Linked DNA regions of Homo sapiens: region 1 is linked to region 2. A link is an interaction called in ENCODE POLR2A ChIA-PET data of the cell type or tissue named here. Cell type or tissue: MCF 10A. All regions are shown on one strand. Links, peaks and the distances in the headings refer to the core of each region. The heading gives the core; the rest is flanking DNA.

Region 1 (11,666 bases), core at 1,126-9,125, 64 kb before region 2:
AGGTACTTGGGAAGTTGAAGAAGGAGGATTGCTTGAGCCCAGGAGTTTGAGGCTTCAGTGAGCTGTGTTCTTGACAGAATGAGACCCTGTCTCAAAAAAATGAAAAACAAATGATATATGTATATTTTTAAATTTTTCTGTTATAACTGATTCAAATTGTTCTTCACCTCTAATCAATTATCTCTAATCAATTATGTTTCTTTGTGATAACTTTGAAATGGGTTATATATTTTCATGACTCAGTTTTGACAGTATTCAAGTGCTAAATTGAATCTCTACATTCATGTTGCCAAGAGTTTTGAAAGTAATTGTTGTTAGTTAGTATACTTATCAGAAATTTTAGAGGCCCAGAATTCTCTTTCAAGTTCTGTGCTTTCCATACCAGTATTTTAGTTTTGCATTTTTGTTTTGCCTAAACAGTTTGAACTTTGTGCTCTGTCATAAACTCCTACTTTTACTTTTCTGCTTTTTGCTACAATTTGTTTATTTGGACTAGTGTTAATTTATCACCTAGAAAAGAATGTTATTTTAGGAATTTTTGTATCAGTTTAACTCATGGAACTGAAAATCTGTCTCATGTCTCAGTGCAAAAGAATGGGAATATATTTTAGATTTCATAATTAGCATGTGCTTAAGAGGGTTTTTATATTCTTTGTGTGCAATGCTTAGCAAGGTTTATACATGTTTGGAGGATTAGGTACACCTAGAAAATATAATCTACCAGAGGGAGTTCTATTATCTTATGGTTTTCAGCAAGTTTAACTCCATGGAATTGCAGACAGAAAGAGATATTGTATAAATATGCCAGTCATATTTTGACATCGCAGTCTTGTATTGACACTTTCATCAAACTGTGGGAGAACAGAGCATTTCTTGAGGTATAAGTTCTTGTAAGTATTTTGCAGAACAAAAGTTTTCTCTTCTATTTGTACTAAATCTTCTAGGCCACAAAGCGTCAAGAAGAAAATTGACTAAATAATTATGGGTTCTGTACCTTCTCCCAGAATACTTACCCTTGACCTGAGGAATAACTTTCCTTCATGGTAAGATTGACCCAAAATATGGCTTGAAATGAACTTTCTCTGCTCTAGTATTAAGAAATAATAGCACACACTCTTGGTACTTCTCTTTTCATGACTTGTTCGTGGGTTTCTGTCAACATCAATAAAGTGGTTCTTTGTAATAGCCAATCATTTGTTTAATGCATGCCTCATTTCTACTCATCTTAGAAAGAAAAGTCAAGAAGTCCCACAGAAATGCCCCAAAGGAAAAAATAAAATAAAACAAAATGGCTTAATTCATGACACTTGTGATTTATTGAGTCTTCTTTCATCTGTCATGTAAGATGTACAAGCACCAGGTTCAATTTTTATTTTTGGTTGGTTTCTCTGACAGAGACTCATAATTCTGCCCTAGAGTTAAATCTTATGGAAAAAAACACTGAAAATAAATAGCACGTTTCTTCCTCTAGATGCCATCTTTTCTCTGTCACATAACAATGCGGATTTGCTCCCAATAGTTTATGTGCATAGCTTTCAAATCTAACACTGGTAGCAATCAAACAAGTTAAGTATAAATCTTATTTATGTGTGACCCTTCTCTCTCTCTCTCTCTATTTTTTTTTTTTTTTTTTGAGATGGAGTATCCCTCTGTCGCCCAGGCTGGAGTGCAATGGCACAATCTCAGCTCACTGCAACCTCTGCCTCCTGGGATCTCGGCTCACTGCAACCTTTGCCTCCTGGATTCAAGCAATTCTCCTGCCTCAGCCTCCCAAGTAGCTGGGATTACAGATGCCTGCCACTATGCCAAGCTAACTTTTGTATTTTTAGTAGAGATGGGGTTTCACCATGTTGGTCAGTGTGGTCTCAAACTCCTAACCTCAGGTGATCCACCTGCCTTGGCCTCCCAAAGTGCTAGGATTACAGGTGTGAGCCACCGCGCCCGACCTCTATATTTTTTAAATGCCTCATGTTTCCATTTTAACTTGATCTTGCATATATAACCATTTAACCAAGCTTGCTAAGACTTAAAGAGGTATAATTTTAGCTTGTCAATATTCATTGTTTTGAGCCCTGTTTATAATGAAGTATAACAATAAGCATTATTATGCTTTAGTGAGTTGAACTTGAATATGCTTGAGTGACCTGACTTGCTCACATTAAAAACGGAACAACAGAACCGTAGAAAAAGTGGAGTAATCTCAAGATTTTCTTGTAAACGTTACATTAAGAGACTTTATTTGACAACCTAATCAAAAAACTGACCATGTGTTTTCCTCTTCCCATCATTTTCTCAGATTCCCTTTCTATCATTTTCTCTCCCATCATTTATCCTCATGATCCATAGCGATTGCAAAGCACATCGCAAATGTGAATAGCTATATTGTTCCTGCATGATAGTAATGAGTATACTGCTACCTCCAAAGGGGCTGAAAGTTAAGATAGGTCTTTTACAAAGCAGGAAACATAACCTTAAGCATAATTATAAATTATATATATAATCATGCTCTCTTTTCTTTAGGATAAGTGATTAGTGTTCAAGTTTAGTGCTTATATTTGCTTTAAAAATGTACATTGTGCTCATTTATGTTTTGGTACGGACAGATCCTTTATATGACCACTGTGCTAAATATTTTTTTAAATCACTGACTAGACATCCTGATTTATGTGTCTAGATTTATATTTCCAGAAACATACACTGTAACTTATTCTGTTTAATGGCTAAGACACTTCTGCATAATTTACATTGAGACTAAAGTGGTTTTTTACTGAGATACTTTTCTCTATGACAAACCAACATTATGATATCTGATAGAAATACAACACTCTTCTTTACATTTTTTCCCCAAATTTTAGAATGAATTAAAGACAAATACCCATCAGAAAACATTCCTTGAAAATGCATAATTGTGATGTGTGATGCTGTACAGAGCAAATTCAGACTAATACATAGACCTCAAATTCATGACTATAATTTTCTCTGGATAGTTAGAAAGATATTTTAAGGTGTTTCATGCCTGAGGAATAATGTCATTATTGAATGCATATACATACATGGATGCCTCTGAGGATGTCCTATATCTAATAAACAGCCCAAGTCATGGGCAAATATATATCTTATAAACAGGGGGATGGGAAAAGCATGCCAATTTATTTCTATTGAGCTAAAATTTAGGGTCCACATTTATTTATTGACTATGATCTTGGGTAAATGACTGAGTTTTCTTGTGTCTCAGTTTACTTATTTGTAAAATAAATCATGTTACTTCAAAAGATTATTGCAAAGATTAACTACTATTAGCATATAAGAAAGCTTAACATACTTTATTCATACAGTCATTCTTCAGTTTCATAAATGTGCCCTTCTCGGTAGAGAAATGGGTAACATCAGTGAACTAGGTTGAGACCGAAGCTGTACATAATGATAATTTCAATGATTTGATCAATAATTTCAGATTGATTTTTGTTCATCCTAAGACAAAACTTTGAATTCTCTATCTTTTCTGTTTGTCCCCTCTTAGCTAGGTTGGAAATACTACTCTTGTTTTGTTCTTTAAAGGCAAATAGTAAAATGTTTATCCATTATTTTTCAAACACTGATTACTGTAGACAGTGTCAACATGATCAGTGTTTGAGTTTTAAAGCAATAGTTGAATCAAGTTGCTTCACAGTGGTTTCTTCAAAATACCACAAAATGACAGGAACACTTACGCAGTGAACACTTGGATTTGCTTCTTGATCCTTGGTATTTGAAACATGTATGGAATGCATCCTCTGTGTCAGCCAAGACAGCCTCTGGAGAGTGAGGCAGGTTTGTGTGTTGAGGGAAGGGGGTGTGCAAGGGGGTGGCCATGGCTACATTAGTTGCCTCTGCTTCTGATATCTGTTTTTCATTACATTTTGATAGATTATGTCATCTTTTTGTCACATACATTTTCACCCAAGTCTGGAACTATATTTCTCTTTCATTTCCAACTTACATCCTCAAAATCATTCATGGAAGCCTTTGTCTATATAACAAATTTCTCTACTATTTTGAGGGAACATGTCCTATTGTAGAAAGATAAACCTTTTACAATTGTTCGTCATAAGAGGAAATCTGCTTTAAAAATATTTCATAGGGCTGTCTTACTCTTATTCCTAAAAAAAGTTATTACTGTAGAACTAGTTAGCAAGAGTTACTCTGTTCTGGGTTACTTGGGATTCACTGTTAGCAAAGACTAACAATTAGTTTGTATATCCGTATATGGATGTAGGTGGTCACAGTAATTTCCTGCTTGATTTTTTTTGAATTCCAATTAATATAGGAAGTTTCTGAATTTCTAGGTATTTCAGGATTTGCATATACTTAGAGTTCAATTATGTTTTAAACACATTATCTGTGCAAGTGACTGTCCTAAATGTTGTGGCTAAAGAGGAGGAAGCATAAAAAAATAAAAAAAATTAAAAACTGTTCTTACCCATCTCCCACCCCAGCCCCAAATTTTAAAATCTAGCAAAGTAAAAAGCTGCATGCAAATTTTTTTTTAAAAAAAAAATACAAGGCAGATTGTTTTATATTCATGTAACAATTGTCAGGCACAGGAGCCTAAGCAGACACATTCCTGGTGTGGTTATTCATAACTTAGCTAAGCAATGTCTGCTATTTATCACTGCACTTATAGGCTGGTGAGAGTCTCTCATTGCCCACTGCTGAGTCACTCACCTTTTCATTTTGAAAGCAAGTTTGGCCATTTTTTTTAAACAACACTTTTGCTCAAATAACATGAAAAATTCCAAGTCCCTTTGGAGTTTTACTCTTACTACTACTGTAGCAGTTTGTTCATATTAGGATCTCGCAGACTATCTAGAAGCAATGAATTATTATCTAGTCTTGCAAAGATCTAGTATAAGAAAGGATAAATAAAACTAACAAATTTTAAAATGGTATGAATTCAGGTTTTGTGACTTTTTCCTTATTAATAAAAAAGGATTAGTGATACTAATGCTACTGGATTTGTAGAAAGGTTAAATGTAAGAATATGGACAATTGGTTGGAGACATGGTAGGCATTCCACAAATGTAAGCTCACTGCGAACTTCTTAGAACTCTGTGTAGAGTATGTATTCCTATGTTTGTTGAGGAGGGGCATTTTAGTTAATATATAGATCCTACTTTTAATTATTATTTTCACTCTTTAAATGTTAGTTCTTCACTTCTAGAGTTGTTATTCTGTTGGCTTCTCATTTTTTCCCCTTTTTTTCTTCCAAGTGCAAAATTTTAAGTGAAATCTCAGGCAGCCCTCATTTAACAATTTCATGTGAAAAAATAACCATTGTGAACTCTCAGAGTAGTAATTACAGGAAGTTATGAAACTTTGCTAACTTTTACTAACAGATAAAGCATTTTCTTTTGATTGTTAGGAAATCGTGTGTGGACAGCACGGGAGAACACACTCTGCCTGTACACATTGCCAACTCTTGCTTCATTGAGTTTCACAAACAATCCCAAGCTTAATTTTAGCCAAAAATGTAAACCAGTTCCCACAGTAAAAGTTGTGCTAATTTCCAAGTTGATTTTTATTTCTTTTTCATTCCTCTGTTGTTTGAACTGGTCAAATTGAGCAGTGAGATGGCCAAGGGACAAAGGGTAAGGCCAGGGGGGTCACTAAACCAAGACCAGGCTCTAGGATTTCAATGTTTCTTTCTTCTTTCTTGCCGTCAGTAAAGATCCCCTAGGCATTGACATTTTAAAAACTCTCCATGTCTTCTGTTAACTCCCTTAGGATCCTGATCTCTGTAACAAAGATGGATGGTGACACTTAATTATGGACACTCACAGGCATCCAATTCAAGCAATCCTGGCTTCCAAGCCCAGATCTGCCCCTTACTAGCAGTGTGACTTCACGTGAGTTAGGCTCTCAGTTTTTTTCATCTTTAAAATGGGGATTATATTTCCTGATTATAGTAGCTGATTATAATACAGATTATGGTGCCAATCTCAGAGGTAAGATAAATGCACTTAGCATACAACATAGAACACAGTAAGTGCTGAATAAATGGTACCTGCCATTATTATTGCAAGCTAATTAAAAACGATCATTTGTACTAAATTATGTTTTATTCAAGGAAGGTAATGTCATTCCTCACCAATTAATCATTTGTTGATGAAAGGCCCTTGAGTAGCAATGTCACACACTGTATGAGAACTGGAAAGGATAGATCTTTTGTTACATCAGCCACCCTGTCTCATAGATGACTGCTGGCTCCTCTTTTCTGCACGAAGGCCAGAACATGAAAAGTTAGATATTTATAAAATTGCTCAATTCATAATATTTGAGAGTTGATGATAATTTCTGTTTTAGCTCTTGCTCCCCAAGGAGCAGATGCTTCTGGGGAGGTTCAGGAGCACGTGAAGAAACAACACTGATAGATGGCGATCGGGACAAGAGCACCTTATTAATTCAGCTACCACTGTGGGTGACTGCAGGTCAATACCCTAGGGCAACTCCAAGAGCCAGTGTAGGGTACACATCTTAGAGTCATCATACACAAGGGGTGAGGGAGCTAGGTTATTTATACACCAACCCCTGATTGACTAGTAAAATGTCTCCCCTGGTCGTTTGGGTTTTTTTTAATTTTTAATTTTTGTAGGTACCCCTAGTAGTTGTGATTTCTCCAAAACTTCTAACTTGCTACAAAGGAGGACAACAGAGATTATCCAGCCAGAGAAGTTCTTACATAAAGAAATGCAGGGCCTGTGTGCTCAGCATGGTAAGGACAAGGTAATATAAACAGGCACAAAAAGCATTTGTTTTTATTTCTTATACAGTAATATGGATCTAAGTTTGGGAAAATTTTAATGGAATCTTCCTGAACATATATTCTTAATGATACAATTGGTTTATATTAAAATTTGCTATTGAAACAAATGTAGTTTTGGTAAAGAAAAGCTATCATATACCTATGGAATTTTAGACAACTTCCTCCAAACCATTAATCTTTGCACACTTGCTTCTTAATGAGCCCATTTGCACAATCCTATTTATCATTTTACTTACATGCTTGTCCATCTCTCTGAAACGTTGGGGGAACATGACCAGAACTTCACCCGGTTTACTTTTCTTTCCATTGTTTAATCCACCTATCTGAGCTACCTTGTTTACCAATGTTACCCATGAACTGACAGGAGTTTATTTTAATCTAATATTCTGCTTTTCAAAGGAAGAAACTTATTACAGTTTGAATGTATCTTGTCCAAAATGCCTGGGACCAGAAGTGTTTCAGATGTTGAATTTCTTTGGATTTTTGAATATTTGCATATATGCAATGAGATATTCTGGGTATGGGACCCATGTCTAAACACAGAGTTTGTTTATGTTTCATATATACCTTATATACATAATCTGAAGGTAATTTTATACACTATTTGAAAGTAATTTTGGGCATGAAACAAAGTTGCGACTGTTTTTTCTGCGACCCACCACATAAGATCAGATGTGGAATTTTGCAGTTGTGCATCATTTTAGCGCTCAAAAAATTTCTGATTTTGGAGCATTGTGGATTTCAGATTTTTTATTTAGAGTTGCCTAATCTGTATACAAAAACTTTAAGTACTCTCCTGCCTGATATGCTTAGTAGTGCATTCATCTGCAGATTCTACCAACTTCTGTCCTTTTGTTATACTGCTGATAATCATTATTCCTCTGACATATTCCACGTGCACCTGTCTTAACAACTAAGGGGGAAAAGCAACACAAAAATCTTCATACTTGGTGCTTCATTTTATGTGAGCTCCCTGAAGGGACAGGCTTGTGGCTGTGCCTACATTCCAGTGAAATTAATGCTCCTTCTTCAGACTACTGTTATTCTATTTATAGCCACAGGACTTCAATTTTATAAGAGTCCAGAAAGTTCTGAGTAATGCACAGAATTCTACATACACAGCAAATGCAGCCATGGCAAAATGTAGTCCCTGGTGAGGGAGGCAAACAGAGAATCAACAATCCTTTGCTTTTATTGGAATAATAAAACCGGAGCAGTTTGTGTCTGAATGTGCTGTAAACCAGATTTTTTTTTTCATGTAAATTCTATAGCCAGGATATCACAGACATTGCCATGAAAGTGGTAAATGGAGAAATACAGTCTTTGGAGGAATCTTGACTTCTCAGCACTCTTTGTTTATTCATTTAAATGTGCCTATTTTTATGGATGGTGGGTCAAGATGGCGGATTCAATGAAATAGTATTTCATAACAAAATGAGCATGAAGAGAATTTGGGCATGTCTACCAAAACACGAAGGACAAGTGAGTACAATCATATATTGTTACCATCTCCCAAGTCTTCTCATTTGCTTTTTTTAAAGTATTGAAAATTCTGGAAAGACTCTGTGTGGACTATGCTATTCTTAATGTTTATTAAGGAGAGGACACTTTACATAATTTATAGAGCTTATTTTTAATTATTGTTTTGACCCATTGGATGTAATTACACATTTTTTGTTGTACGAAAAATTTATATAATTAATACTACCATATTAAAGACTATTATAAAATATTTATCACCATTTATTAGACTAATGGTAGCATACTATTCACTTTTATTCACCCAGCTTTCTTCACATAACAACATATCTTGGTGCTCCTTTATAATAACAAATGTAAACATTTTCGACAAATACATAAAGTTCCATTTTGTGAATACTTCACAGTTTAATAAACCATTTCCCAATTGATAGGCAATTGGCTTTGTTATGAAATACTATCCTAGTGAAGAGGCTTAAACATACACAAAAAATCTTTCAATAAGTACCTTCTTGAAAGAAGGTTTCAAATGTAGAGCTATTTTCATTTTTTTGAGATGAAGTACCACTCTGTTGCCCAAGCTGGAGTGCAGTGTCACAATCTCAGCTCACTGCAACTCCGCTTTCCAGGTTCAAGCAATTCTCCTGCCTCGGTCTCCGAAGTAGCTGGGACTACAGGCAAATGGCGCCAAACCCAGCTAATTTTTGTATTTTAAAGTAGAGTCAGGGTTTCATTTGGCCAGGCTAGTCTCGAACTCCTGACCTCAGGTAATCCACCTGTCTTGGCCTCCCTAAGTGCTGGTATTACAGGCGTGAGCCACCGTGCCTGTCCTGTGGAGCTATTTTCTAATGGCTAAAATTCAGAATTTGCAAAAATGAAAATGAAAATCAACTATAATTTTACCAATTTATTATTAACTCTTTCCAGCTTTTGTTCTGTTTGCACATACAACTCTAAAAGCGTAGGAAATTAGGATGTATGTAACTCATGTAGCCTTTTTTTCTCAGTTAACATTGTGACGTAAGTATTACCTATGTCAAAAATAATTCTCTATAAACATGATTTTAGTGTCCGCATAGTATGGTAATATTATAATTAACCACTTATCCATAACGTACAGACATATTACACCCCCATACATATTGCTATATTACATATAAGGGAAGATATACTGATTTGTACACTAAACCACAGTGCACATGTACCTACATTACCTGTCTGTGTAACCTCCTTCAGATTATGATTCAGTAGGTCTGAGGCAGGACAAGAAAGCCACTGCCACTTATCCTTGGATGAAACCTCAAATAGCAGGGGTATAAAGGATGATGATGGCCTATTATTTTATTTTACTTCCTTTAAGACTGAACAAAGGGACTGGATTTGTCATATTTAAATTAGATGCATTGGCACCCTAGTAGTTATATTTATTGAACTCTCTAAGAGACTTTCTAAGGTAGATGCTCGGTTTAGGCTATTTTGGCCACATCCCAAATAAAGTCACAATACTGGACTATGTGATCTCTGGATATCCTTTTTTCTGAATCCTTTGATTCCAGGAACACTTTTCTCTCACTTTTCAGTATCTGCCAGTAGATCTATTATAGATGTGTTACAGTTAAACATCAAAATATGGTGGCTCTTTGCTGTGATAAGCTAGAGAGTAATAATTTATTAGTCAAGACAGGAATAGTATGGAGTTCTTTTTCAGTCTCTTCCATATGTTGCAGAATTAACGCCAAACTGTGTACGGTCTGAATCCTTTCCATTGAGGCAGGTTGTAGAACATGAGCTTATGAGGCTCCAGAATTTTCCTGGAATACATCTTTCCTACATCTCTTGTAGAGCTCATGTTCCCAAAGTAATCATTATACAAATACTCAGCTGGCTGGCTCTAGGAATCCAAGTATAAATAGCAAATTTTACTTGCTCTCAAGGGCCTTTGAGTTTAATAGATCAGACAGGCAAGAAAATTGGTAATTATAGAACATGTATGGTAAGTACTATAGTAAGATATGAATAGGTGCAAAAGAGGGAATCCTAACTCAATTATTTCAGACTTTTTTTTTTTTTCAGGAAAGTGAAGACAAGCTATAATTAGCCAAGGAAAGTAATGGGGAGTTAGGGGAGAAGGGAATATTTTTCAGGAAAGCTTAGAGGTTCAAAAAGGATAGAGGAATTTAAAAAAAGAGAAATTAGAGAGCTGCAAGTAATCTGGTTAGAGGACACACGAGGGAGATTATAAGCATGTGTGTGTGTTCGTGTGCATGTGTACACGTATACGTTGGAGATTGGACATTGCGCTTTTTAGAAAGGTGAAGAAGTTGGAAAGGTAAGAAAGGGCCTGGACTTGAAGGGCTTTGTTAGGCTAGCTAAACCATTTGAAATTAATTCTGAGAACAATGAAGAACTGTTTAAAAGTTTTAAGTAGTACTCTGCCCGCCTTGGCCTCCCAGGAGTTCGAGACCAGCCTGGCCAACATGGTGAAACCCAGTCTCTACTAAAAATACAAAAATTAGCCGGACGTGGTGGCGGGCTCCTGTAATCCCAGCTACTTGGAAGGCTGAGGCAGGCGAATTGCTTGAACCTGGGAGGCAGAGGTTGCAGTGAGCTGAGATCGCGCCATTGCACTCCAGCCTGGGCAATAAGAGCGAGACTCTGTCTCAAAAGAAAAAAAAAAAGAAAAAAAGTTTTAAGTAGTGAATGTTACCTCCGTAAAAAACAAGCTAGGAACCAGAATGTAAGAGCTCACTCACTGCAGTCTAGAGAATGACTGTTTGGTGGCCCATGGTGAGAGGTAACAGCCTGCTGGCAGCCCTCGCTCGCCCTCGGTGCCTCCTCAGCCTCAGGGCCCACTCTGGCCGTGCTTGAGGAGCCCTTCAGCCTGCTGCTGCACTATGGGAGCCCCTCTCTGGGCTGGCAGAGGTCGGAGCCAGCTCCCTCTGCTTGTAAGGAGGTGTGGAGGGAGAGGCGCAGGTGGGAACTGGGGCTGCGCGCGTCGTTCACGGCCCTGTGTGAGTTCTGGGTGGGCGTGGGCTGGGCGGGCCCGCACTCGGAGAGGCTGGCCGGCGCCACCGGCCTTGGGCAGTGAGAGTTAGGCGGGCCAGCAGCTGCGGAGGGTGCACCTGGTCCTCTAGCAGTGCCGGCCCACTGGCACTGCGCTGGAATTCTCACCGGGCCTCAGCTGTCTCCCAGCGGGGCAGGGCTTGGGACCTGAAGCCTGCGCGCAGCCGGAGTCTCACCGAGGAGCCCCACCCCCTGCTCCACGGCGCCGCCCGGTCCCATCGACCGCCCAAAGGCTGAGGAGTGCAGGCCCTCGGTGTGGGACTGGTGGGCAGCTCTGCCCGCGGCCGTGGCGCGGGATCCACTAAGGAAAGCCAGCTGGGTT
Region 2 (11,666 bases), core at 1,271-9,270:
AGGTCCCACCTGAGTCACCAAAATGTCAACCTTAAATAACATAAGTACAGAGATTATATGAGCTCAAAGCTTGAAGATGGCCACCCAGGAGCCTAGATTCATGTTGCCCTGAATATACAGTCCAATTAGCAATAGTTACAAGTGGGTCTTTAAAGGAAAAAAGAAGAGAAGTTGTTTATCAAGACTTTTCGTTAAGATAACATAAGCTATTAATTGGTTATTCATTGCTCTTTGTGTCACAAATGCTAGGAATATGAAGATAATGAGTGAGAAAGCTGGTCAGGAACAAAAATGCCTTAAACAATTGCCCCCAGTCATGGCTACTCAGGGGAGAGACAGCCATGACTGAAGCCCTGTACTTATGTCTCTCTGGGCCTGATAAATGTTGCATATCTCACATAGTTGACCTGCTCTGAGCTATTTTTCTTTTCTCAATAATATCTAGGAATGAAATATGGCTGTAGCTAGGAGATTGATTAAAAGTGGTAATGTATTCCAGAGTCATTAATGGTATGACTTTTCTACACCTATGCTTAATTTTCACTTTATCTCAGATTATTTATTTAAGTTTAATTTTCTGCCATTTCTTTATGAAAATTCCTTCTAGAAACATTGGTCTGGCTAAAAAAATATACTTAGATAATTATGCATCTATGTGAGTACATAGATGAGTGTCCCTACTGGGGATAATCAGGTAATCCAAGTGAAAGAAGTAGTTTCTAGATGGAGTATAAGGCAAACTTTATCTCTTACATGCTTCTTGAAACACACAGTCTTTGGGATAATTTTTTTACTCCTCTGCTGTTGATAGCTTTATGGTGTAGGCATCAAGATGCTGGCTGGAAGCAGAGTTTCACTCCAGATGATTCTACTGAAGAAAATTAAGGAGTATTTACCAAATATTTACAGAAGCAGTGTTAAGGGAACTGAGGTAAAGGCAAAGAGATGTTGATGTTCCCAGAGAGGAGCAACAGAGGGAAACGTTTACCACCCTGAGAGCTCAAGGAGCAACCACAAGGGTGTTTCCAGAGTTCATTGAGAGCCAGAGCCTCAGAGGAGGGCCTGCTTGGAAGGACTGTAGACAGGGAGAGATGCAACCCCTGCTAGACAGAAGTGCCAAAGCAGGGAGACAAAGAGGGAAAACCACTCAGATTTCTCTCTACTCTTGCCTTTTGAAGTTCTTTCTTTCAAGCTTCCATAGGCAGAACCCAATGGAAAACCAGTAAACAAAAGAACTAAGATTACACAGTCGATAGAAGGGTCACTTCCTTGGGGCATAGAGCAGGACAGAGAGGACATTTAGGAAAGGATGAGCAGAAATACACCACTCTCCCTGTATAAATTAAGTTAAATAATTTTTCTTTTCTCCTAACTATTAAAAATAAAGAATGCAAGTTCAGTGATAAACAGCACCTACTATTTTGCCTTAGGATTGGCAATTGATACAGCTTGGTAGGAATAATGGCAAAGTGGCTTCATTTAAAGAACAAAACTGCTCTTTTACTCTGTTCCATGGTTGCTGTGATGTCTTTTTTTCTGACACCAAATGTGTGGGTTTTTCTGACATCAAATACCTTATTTTTGCATATCGATTCTCTAATTCTCTGACATCAATTGGATGTCCTACAATTTAACTCAGTTTTGACACAAACTACCTGATCATCATGAGACTTCACAGGTGTAAGGGCTCAGTTCCACACCAGCTGCAAATGGAGTGCCCAGGTGTATTAGTCCATCCTCATACTTCTATGAAGAAATACCTGAGACTGAGTAATTTATAAAGAAAAAGAGGTTTCATGGACTCACAGATCCACATGGCTGGTGAGGCCTCACAATCATAGTGGAAGGCAAAGGGGGAGCAAAGGCTTGTCTTACATGGCAGTAGGCAAGAGAGTGTGTGCAGGGGAACTATCCTTTATAAAACCATCAGATCTCATCAGACTTACTCACTATCATGAGAACAGCACAGAAAAAAAACCCACCCCCATGATTCGATTACCTGCCACCAGGTCCCTCCCATGGCACATGAGAATTGTAGGAGCTACAATTCAAGATGAGATTTGGTTGGGGACACAGCAAAACCATATCACCAAGCTACCCACATTTCTTCCCAGCAACTACAAAATGTGGGAGTACCCACAACTCCCCAATTCAGGTTTAGTAACTCACTAAAATGACTCTCAAAGCACTTTATGTTTATCAGTTTATTATAAAGGATACAACTCAAATGAAAGAAATGCATATGGCCAAGCATCAGGGAAGGAGTGTGTAGCTTCTGTAGCCTCTCTGGGCTCACTACCCTCCTGGCATATATCAGTGTCTTCACCAAACTGAAAATTTCCTGAACCTTGTTGTTTAGGGATTTTTATATAGGTTTCATTAGGTAAAACCTCTGGGTTTGATTAATTAAATCATTAGCCCTTGGTGTTTGAGCTCAATCTCTGGCCCCTCTCCAGTTCTTGGAAGTCAGAGAGGGTGGGGATGAAAGTTCCAACCCACTAATCAAGTCTTAGTCTTTCTGGTGACCAGTCCCCATCCTGAAGCTACCTGAGTGACCTCATTAGCATAAACTCAGATGTGGTTAAAAATAGTCTGTTCTGAATAACAAAACATACCCCTATCACTCAGGAAATTCCAAGGGTTTTAGAAGCTGTGTGTCAGCAACCTGAGAAAAAGACTAAATATATTTTTTATTATGTCATAGTTGCCATGCAGAAAGCATGGGTTAAACTGTCCCATCTATTAAAAGGAATCACAGATTTCAATTTTCATGTGAAATCTCCCAAGTTTCAAATGTTGACAACCATTTCAAAATTTCCAAAATCTCTTTGCAGTCCAAATAAAACATACCTGTAGACTGGGTTTGGCCCATGGTTTCTAGTCTCTCATACCTGACACAGAACTTCGGAACAGGAGTTTTCAACCCTGGCTGCACACTGAAATCACCTGGGTAGCTTTGAAATCTTTGTGCCTGGGCCTCATGCCAAAACAATTAAGTCAGAATCTCCTGGGCTGGGCCCCAGAGATTGGTATTTTTAAAAGTAGTTTTCTGATAATTTTAATGTACAGTGATTTTAAAAGCTTCTTATTTTGCAATAAGTTTACCTTCACATAGAAGCCATAATGATAATATAGATTTTCTATATATTGCACACCCAGTTTCCCCCATTAACAACACCTTAAATTACCATGGCACATTTGTCAAAATTAAGAAACTGACATTGGTATATTACTATTAACTAAACTCCAGACTCTATTTGGATTTTGCCAACTTTTTTATTAACATTTTCTTTCTGTTCCAGGATCCAATCCAGTTACTATATTGTGTTTAGCTGTCCTGTCTCATCAGCCTGCTCTGATCTGCGATAATTTCTTAGACTTTGTTTGTTGGAGTAGTACTGGCCAGGTATTCTGAATGTCTCTAGATCTGAGTTTGTCAGCTGTTTTTCTCATGATAAGACCCCTAGTTTTCATGGGTTTTGGGAGAGAATACCACAGAGGTGAAACACCCTTGACATCTCATATCAGGTTATATTCCATTTTTGAAAACAACTTCTTGAAGTAATAGTGGCTGGGTAGAGTGGAGCTAGCAGGACCCATCCTACTCTTGAACAGATTGAAGTACATCAGTCAGTAGAGAAAATCAGGAGGGATGACATGAGGCCAGCAATGGAGCTGCATCTCTTGCAAATAAATAGTCTCAATTCAAAGTCATGAGACAACAGTTCTATTCCAGGCTCATCCACTAACTAGTTTTTAGGGAAGCCAATCACAGTCTTCTAGTGTTACTTTCTTCATCTGTACAATATAGAAGTTGATATCTGAGTCTTGAAATTATGTGACTCTCAAACTCTGGAATGTGTTTTCATTAGTCAAATATTGTCATCCACAGTTTCATTTCCTAAGAGGAATGTGTTGTAATGCTGAGCAAGATACCCTCAAAATTTCTGGTTTCTACAAAAGGGCATGTAAGGGAGGCCTCTCTGCTTCACTGTTTGGTACTTAAGACACTTGTATCCTAAGAATGTCAGGTGCCTGGCAGGAAGAAAACAAATTGCAAAAACTGAGAAGAAAATTCATCGCATTCATTCATCTTTGTTTCTGGAACTCACTATTTTATTCCTTCCGTTACAATGGATTAAGAAGGAAATGACATAATTTGTTTTTGAAATGTCAGAAGCAGTGCAGAGTTTAGTACTTTAAAAAATAGTTTAATGTTGACCCTGTGCATACGTAAATCTTACCAGAAATGAGGATGACTGGCTTACAACGTTAGATACTCTAAGTTGCCAATAATTTGTACAGAGCCTGTGATTGCAAAACCACAAACATTTCACAATACTGGAAACCTCTAATTAACCATAATAAATGACAGGATGGGTTTGTTTTAAATACATGGTTAATAATGCTTACTGCTTTAAGACCATAAACTGTGTGATTCTCTATGGAGGTGACAGAGGTAGGCTGCAAATGGTTTTGCAAAGTACGTTTCTACCTCTGCATGTTAAGTCTGACCCAGAACATTCTACTAATATTGGATCAGCCTCTCATCTGACGTAATTTGCCTGTGGGAATTGTATCGGCTGTTAAACTAGCTCCTCTTAGTAGCTGTTTGAAAAAAAAAAGGAAGAAGAAGCACAATTCTGTGGTGTGTTTCAAATAACTGAAGCCAGTGTCCTAGGTACTGAGACAAGAAAGAATGTCAAACAGGACCTTTAATGTGTATTTATATTTAAACATCAGACCTAACAGAAAACCCTGAAGCTTTATACAATGATTAGAGCCTTGTAAGATCCTAATTAATGTATTGTCAGGTGAATGGTTGGCCTGGCACTCAAGCTGTTCTGAGGGACGCAAGGGGTTTCAGGTACCGCCTAGGAAGAATAGATGCAGTTGTAGTGATTCAGTGGCCCATCTGAAAGGGACATATAAAGGCAGCTGTGTCTGGTGTGCTGTCTTTTCAGACTCACTTGATAATGCTAGTGTCAGTTTCAACTGAAGCGTGTGCCAGATTCCAGACAGCTTGAGCTGGCATTTCAGAGAGGTTAATTGTGAAACTTGAGAAGAAAATGGGCACATTCTTCCTAAGATGGCTATTCAAATATAGTCTCTTTCCTCCCCCCCCAGAGCTTTCTGGGTCTCAGTCTCACTTTTGTTCTGCTTCCACGTAAAATGCATGAGGAACACTGAGCCTTTTCCCCTTGGCAGCTCCTATATTGCCATCTTTGCTGGGACTGCTTTGCCTTGTTAAAATGTGCCCCGTGTATTAAAATGGAATTGTCACTGCTGGGTGGTGCAGCGTAACATGGTTTGACACTAAGCGCCGGCAGCTACAGAAAACAGACTTTTATTGCATTTATTCTTTCAGAGACGGGAGTCTCTAAAGGCTCACAGCAGACATTCACTTAGTTAAATCTGAATGAACCCAAAGTGAACAATCTACTCTGCTGTCTTTGTGTTCATAGAAACAGCCCCCATCCAGCTTGATATGGCTGTAAAACAGTGTTAAGAAAAGATGATCACACTTAGAATGCAGAAGGGAGGACTTGAGGCTTTCAAACAGAACAAAAATATTTTAAGTGGGTGGAGTGGGTTAGCCACTTGATTTTCTTTTTTAGCTTCCTCTCTATTCCCTAAAATGTATTATGTAGAATAAACACACACACACACACATACACACACACACCCCTACACACACACACACACCCCTAGTATTAGTCTTCATTTATAATTCCATGCCATTTTAAGACAAAGGATTTGATTTGTAGGACTCTTGCAAGCAAGCTTTAGATTCTTAACTGCCTTTTATCCAGATGAGTACCCAGAGAGAGATTGAACAGGGAGGGGGCTCTGAGGCATAAACTTTGCATTTTGTAGCTCTCCTGGAATAAAAATTCCATAAAGTAACATCTGTAGTAATTAAGGGCTTACATTTCCTCTCCCATTCATGTCTCTGCTAGGAGAGAAGGTTATTTTCCCAAAGAGACAATAGTGGATCCTGTGGGAAGAGAGAAAGAACAGAGTTAGAATTCTTTTCTTCCTGGAAATGGAAATTTTCTACTTAAAAAAAAAAAAAGATAAAAAAATTGAAAGACTTACAGTAAAAGGTTCCACTGGAAAGGAAACTTGAAAGAGTTAGGAAAATTGTACTTAGCTGTTCCTAAATATTTAGAATGAGGAAAGATTCCGCTTGCCTTTCTTATCCAAACATCTTCTGATATAGGGGAACTTGTGAGTGAGTAGTAAACAAAATGCTGTTTTTGTTTTTATTTTTATCTATTAAAATTGCATAAAGAGTTTTCTTTTTATTTGGACATCAAATTGATTCATTCTGAAGACTTTTTTTTTCAAAATAATACTTATGTGGATCCATTGGGTCACCTGATGATATACATACTGAGCGTTAATGTTAAGTTAGTTTCCTACACTCTCTTGTCATAGCAGGATCAGCTACTTAAATTAGGGTGAAATATGACAATGTAGATCCCTTTGTTAAAACACTGTTAAGAAGTTCAAGGTGGCAACAGCAGAACTTTAAACCAAGTGCAGGGTTGTTCTAAGTGTGGGGCTGTGTGTGAAGACATAGGCCTCATTCCTGTAAATTTAGCCCTGCTTGGCGGTAGAGATTTGTCATATCCATCGATACAGAAAGATGCACTCTCATCACATGCTTCATAAGAATGTACATCTGAAAACAAAACTTTGTCAGAGAATAATTATAGCTCAAAACTGGAACTCGTTCCTGATATTATCTTCAAACTTGTTAAACAAGTGATACAGATGCCCTGACTTCCTCTCTCAGTTAATTTTTAAGAATTTCCCGGGCAAACCTTCCACTGAGCCACATGCTTGCTCTCTCTACCACATTGTAATAAGGACGCACGCCCTCCAAGCTGCCCAGCTCAGCCCCCTGCCCTAATTACTTCGCCAAAAGCCTCTCCTAGATTCCGTGCCTCTTCTCAGCATTTCTCTCACTTCTGGGATTCCTCTCACATTTGAATTCTTATAGCTGTAATAAATATGTATAACTTACTTGACATTTGTTAGCATATTTTTTTTGTATCTTGTTTCCTTTGCCATGTAATATGGTCCTATAATATGGCCATGTAATATGGTCCTGAAATGGACATAAAATTTAGATGTAGGAAAGTTTTACAACTTGAGTTGATGGGCACCATTCCAAGAAAGCTCATATTAATAACAGCAGAAAATCCAAAATTAAACTTTGCCTTTTGAACACATTTTACACATTTCACACATTTCATACACATTCTTTCATGTGTGTGTATGCTGTTTCTTAAATGTATTTTTGCCTCTAGTATACTCTTTGGAAGACTTAATTTTCTTTTATCAGAATTAATCCTTAATTATTATCCTCCCCATCCAATTTTATAAAATAAAAAAGGCCAGATATTATCCATTATTTGGAAACTGCTACAAATATTACTGTACTTAAGATATGGTAACATTGCCAAAATTTAAATTATGTTGGTATGGCTCAAAATGTTCATGCTTTAGGTTGTATGTGAGATGCCAAAATTTGGCACAAGAATACCAGTTTAGGAATATTGATAAGATAGTATGAAAAAATAGGATATTGTCCAAAATTCAATATTGAGAAAGCATAGAACCTAAGGTTTGTGTATCTATACCTTCCTTCAACATGTAGGACCCCACCTAACTCTTTGGATGTCTTACATAAAGTGGATTTTCAATAAAAATGTCATAATGCTGACGACTACATTACTATACCAATCAGTCCTTTAGGCTGCAAGCCATGCAAATAAAACACATCTTGTCAACCTCTTTTGTGAAATCCATCAGCAGTATAGCTTAGTAGCTATAGCACAGGCTTTACTGTTGCACAGATGTCAGTTCAAATACTGACTTTTCCTCTTATTGGAAAGGTAGTTTATCTGTTTAAGCCTCAGTGACCTTATTGATATGAATGACAATAAAAAGACTTACCCATCAGGTTTGCTAATTCATCATTCAACAGACATTTGTTGAACACTTTCAATTGCCAAATATTGCTGGGTGAATTAAGATAATGCCGCAGGGTTACCTCTGAACGAGTGCTCAGAATAGAGCCCTCCACATAGACACCTTTCAAAGAGTGAATAATACTTTCTAAGCATTAATGAGTTTGTGATGTTCTCTTATCAATCTGGTCATCATGTTCATGAAAAAAGTTGGCAATTAGGGTACAATTCTCAAATCAAGTATTTCTATGGCTTTCTTGTTTTCCTTTACTTCTTAAGTTTCTTTTTCTTGACAACCATATATGACCTCTGGTTTACCTTTTTTTCCCAGAATGGAGTCTACTGAAAAATGTGAAGTGGTAATTCAACATTTTAATGGAAAATATCTGAAAACACCACCAGGCATCCCAGGTAAGAAATTCACTAATAAGTGACTGAATGATGCCGAGGCTTAAATTGCTCTTATTAGAATAAGTACATTGTAAAGCCCTTGTTGATCACTGCAGAGTTGGGGGGTTTGCTTTTCTTAATGTGTATTTTCAAATAATACTGTGTAGCAACTCATCTTTCTCAAAAGCTTTTTGGTAATTCTTCTTTTGCTTTTTGAATCTCTGCTGCTAACTTTCTAAAGTGGATTAGAAGAAAACCATAGCAAAGAATAGTTAAAGAATGATGTGCTGGAAGTGATAGAATTTTATGACTCAGCATTAATATTAAAATTCCAATTTCCAAGTTACAAAATATCCAAACAATGATATTCACAATGAATCCCACAAATTGATGCCAGCCCTGAAACATTTCTTACCAGTCCATGACAAGAAAAGCACAGAAACTGAGAGAAAGCATTTAGAAACTAGTATAGCGATTTGACAATGTCATGAAATCTCAGTGCATAATTTTCTTTTACAAAAATATCAGTTACTGACAAATTGGAAATTTTAGAAAATACTGTCTATTTATCAGAGCTAGTTTGAGAAGCCCCAATCTGGACTATCCCAGGGCATTTCACACTTCCCAAGGCAAAATTCCTAAGGTTTTATACACATTATAAAGTGTTCTAATTTTATGCTATTAAGAATTGCATTAAACATGAAATAATTGGATTTATTATGTGTATCAGAGCTACAAATGCCAGAACTTGAGGCAGTAGTGTATGTGGAAGGTTTTAATATTAACTAAGTAAAGTTTTAAATATAATTCCAATATAAAAAATTAACAATGGAATGAAGTATTAAACTAAGAAAAATTACGTAAAGATTCATCTGAATAAGGCAGTTTGGTTTATTTGTTGGTCTTTTATATACAGTTATTCTCAGAGGAGACTAAGGCGACTTCTTCCATCTTACAATATGTGACTTTAATCTTTTTAAGCTTGATTTCAATACCGTTTGCTGTATAATGCATCTACTATTTAAAACCCATCAGAGAGTTCAGAGGTTGAGCATTTTAGTTCCTTAAAATATATTGAGTTTATAGATAAGAGGAAGCATATACAAAAAGAGAAATATTTTTGTGGAGGGTTTTGTAATGACTTGCTTTTTTTAAGGGGGGATGTCAAGAATGCAGAAAGACCCTTCAGACAGACACTTGCATAATCTGAAAACCTAAAGTAGCTGATTGCTGGCTAATCAGTGAGTCAACATACAGTGAAGACTGTGCCTTGATTTGGTTAGCTTCCATGTGTAACGTTCCCTTGGGAACTGACTGCATTATGATCCAATTGGAGACATATGGTGTTGTTAAGAAAAGAGTTAGCAGTTTTCATCTCAGCATGTTAGCTGCCCTTGCATTTTAGCAGAAATACTTTTTTTTTTTTTGTATAAACAGACATTTTAAGACACTTTACTCAAATCCGTCATCGAGTAAAGGAGTTGCATTGTTTGTGGACTTTCCTCTTGTTTGTCCTATTTCATCCAACGGATACCTATTTATATAGAAGTTGTTCAAACTAGGTGTAAATTATATAATTATATAAAAATAAAAATGAGCACACTGTGTAGAAATTATGAATGATTCAAGTTTTAGCACAAGTCTCAATTTTTTGATTTGTTCAAAATATTGGTATGTCAAAAAGACGTATTGAAAGCCTTCTTGCCCTGATTGATTTGAAAGTATTTTATTTGGTTTTCCCCAATGAACATATTGCTGACTAATACAATTTAATGCTGAAGACAAAGAAAGTCACTACAAATCCCCAAATGTCTGGGCATCCTTCCAGAATATGCAGGCTATGATATTAACCTATCTAATATCATAGCTACACCCAATGGAAACATTGTGAATAGCAGGAACTTGGTTATGAGTTTTCTCACTCATTTTTATCTCCCGGGAACAAGAAAGACAAAATAATTATGTTCAGTTATAAAACTCTTAGGAGAGACAACTGTATGCTTCTGAGATTTCCACTCATCATAATAGAACTAAATACAGAATATTGATCATCATCAGTGCTTGAATCTGCTTATTTATAAATTACTTTGAAAGTTAGAGTTGAATAAAGGCTTCAAATGCTAAGTAAAGACATTTAATCTTTGATACTTAAATTAGGTGTGGAAGAAAAGAGGATATAATACAAGATATGGGTATTTTGCAAGGTAAAGTAGTAATTTGCCCTTGTTGAGTATAATTACTAAGTCATAACAGGTATAATTACAATTTGGGTATATGCTGTCTGCCTTTATTGGTCCTCATTACTTATTACCTGGAAATAGCTGAAATCTTACTTTCAGAAATGTATGTCTTAACCAATATTTGATTCCATATTTAAGACAGGGAGTAGGATATCACTATGAGCTATGGCATCAGATATTTATACTTTTTTTAAGTGGCCAATTTCCGAATCTTTTTCATTACTTTAGAGAGTGTGTCTTTGCTTGTGAATATGCTCAACTATAATTGGTGTGACCCACTGAAAACTAAAATACAATTTTTAAAATTTGAAAAATCTCAGTGTTCTGCCTTATCAAGATTTGACATATTTGAATTCAGAAGTTTGTGGTTTTATAGAACTGCACATTGATTGTTTAAATACATTGCTTTAAGGTCATGTAGATGAGGGACTCACAGGGATCCAATAATGATGACCTGAGATCCTCGGGTCTTAAGAAAGCTGTGGAAAGATTGAATATGATGTCAATCATCTTCTTCTCATACTAGGGCCCTATTGTATTAGTTTGTTTTCATGCTGCTGATAAAGACACATCCAAGACTGGGCAATTTACGAAAGAAAGAGATTTATTGGACTTACAGTTCCACGTGGCTGAGGAGGCCTCACAATCATGGTGGAAGGTGAAAGGCATGTCTCATATGACGGCAGACAAGAGAAGAGAGCTTGTGCAGGCAAACTTCCCATTTTAAAATGATCAGATCTCATGAGACTTATTCACAATCACAAGAACAGCACCGGAAAGACCTGCACCCATGATTCAATTATCTCCCACTGGGTCCCTCCCACAACACATGGGAATTCAAGATGAGATTTGGGTGGGGACACAGCCAAACTATGTTGCCTACATTTAATATAACTCTAAGCAAGTACTGAGCAATTGGTGCCATATTCATACGGTCTACGTCTCTGTTTAGGCACAGTGTGGGGAAAATGTGCCTGTGTTATTGGGCAAATATAATGGCATTTGGTTTCTGTCACTGTTGACAATGACAATTATTCTTAAAGGAGATGCAAAG

What was found. Peaks named below come from ENCODE experiments on the same cell type or tissue, not always from the same donor. Only the 100,000 strongest peaks of a DNase experiment are listed, where the experiment ranks them.
Region 1: POLR2A ChIA-PET joins it to region 2 with 45 read pairs; 3 of 35 experiments call an interaction of 5 or more read pairs at or near these places.

What each region holds. Positions count from the first base shown.
Region 1 is chr3:29,690,335-29,702,000 of GRCh38, forward strand. All of the region lies in intron 4 of RBMS3 (RNA binding motif single stranded interacting protein 3), which reads left to right. Among named protein-coding and RNA genes, the nearest start is that of RBMS3-AS2, 53 kb to the left of the region's middle. In MCF 10A, for the core only: no CTCF peak of the experiment used is centred there; DNase peaks (open chromatin) are centred at 3,737, 4,657 and 5,447.
Region 2 is chr3:29,754,597-29,766,262 of GRCh38, forward strand. RBMS3 (RNA binding motif single stranded interacting protein 3) reads left to right here. Exons shown (of 15, transcript NM_001003793.3): 6 at 8,314-8,393. Among named protein-coding and RNA genes, the nearest start is that of RBMS3-AS2, 120 kb to the left of the region's middle. In MCF 10A, for the core only: no CTCF peak of the experiment used is centred there; DNase peaks (open chromatin) are centred at 2,965, 3,945, 4,315 and 5,015.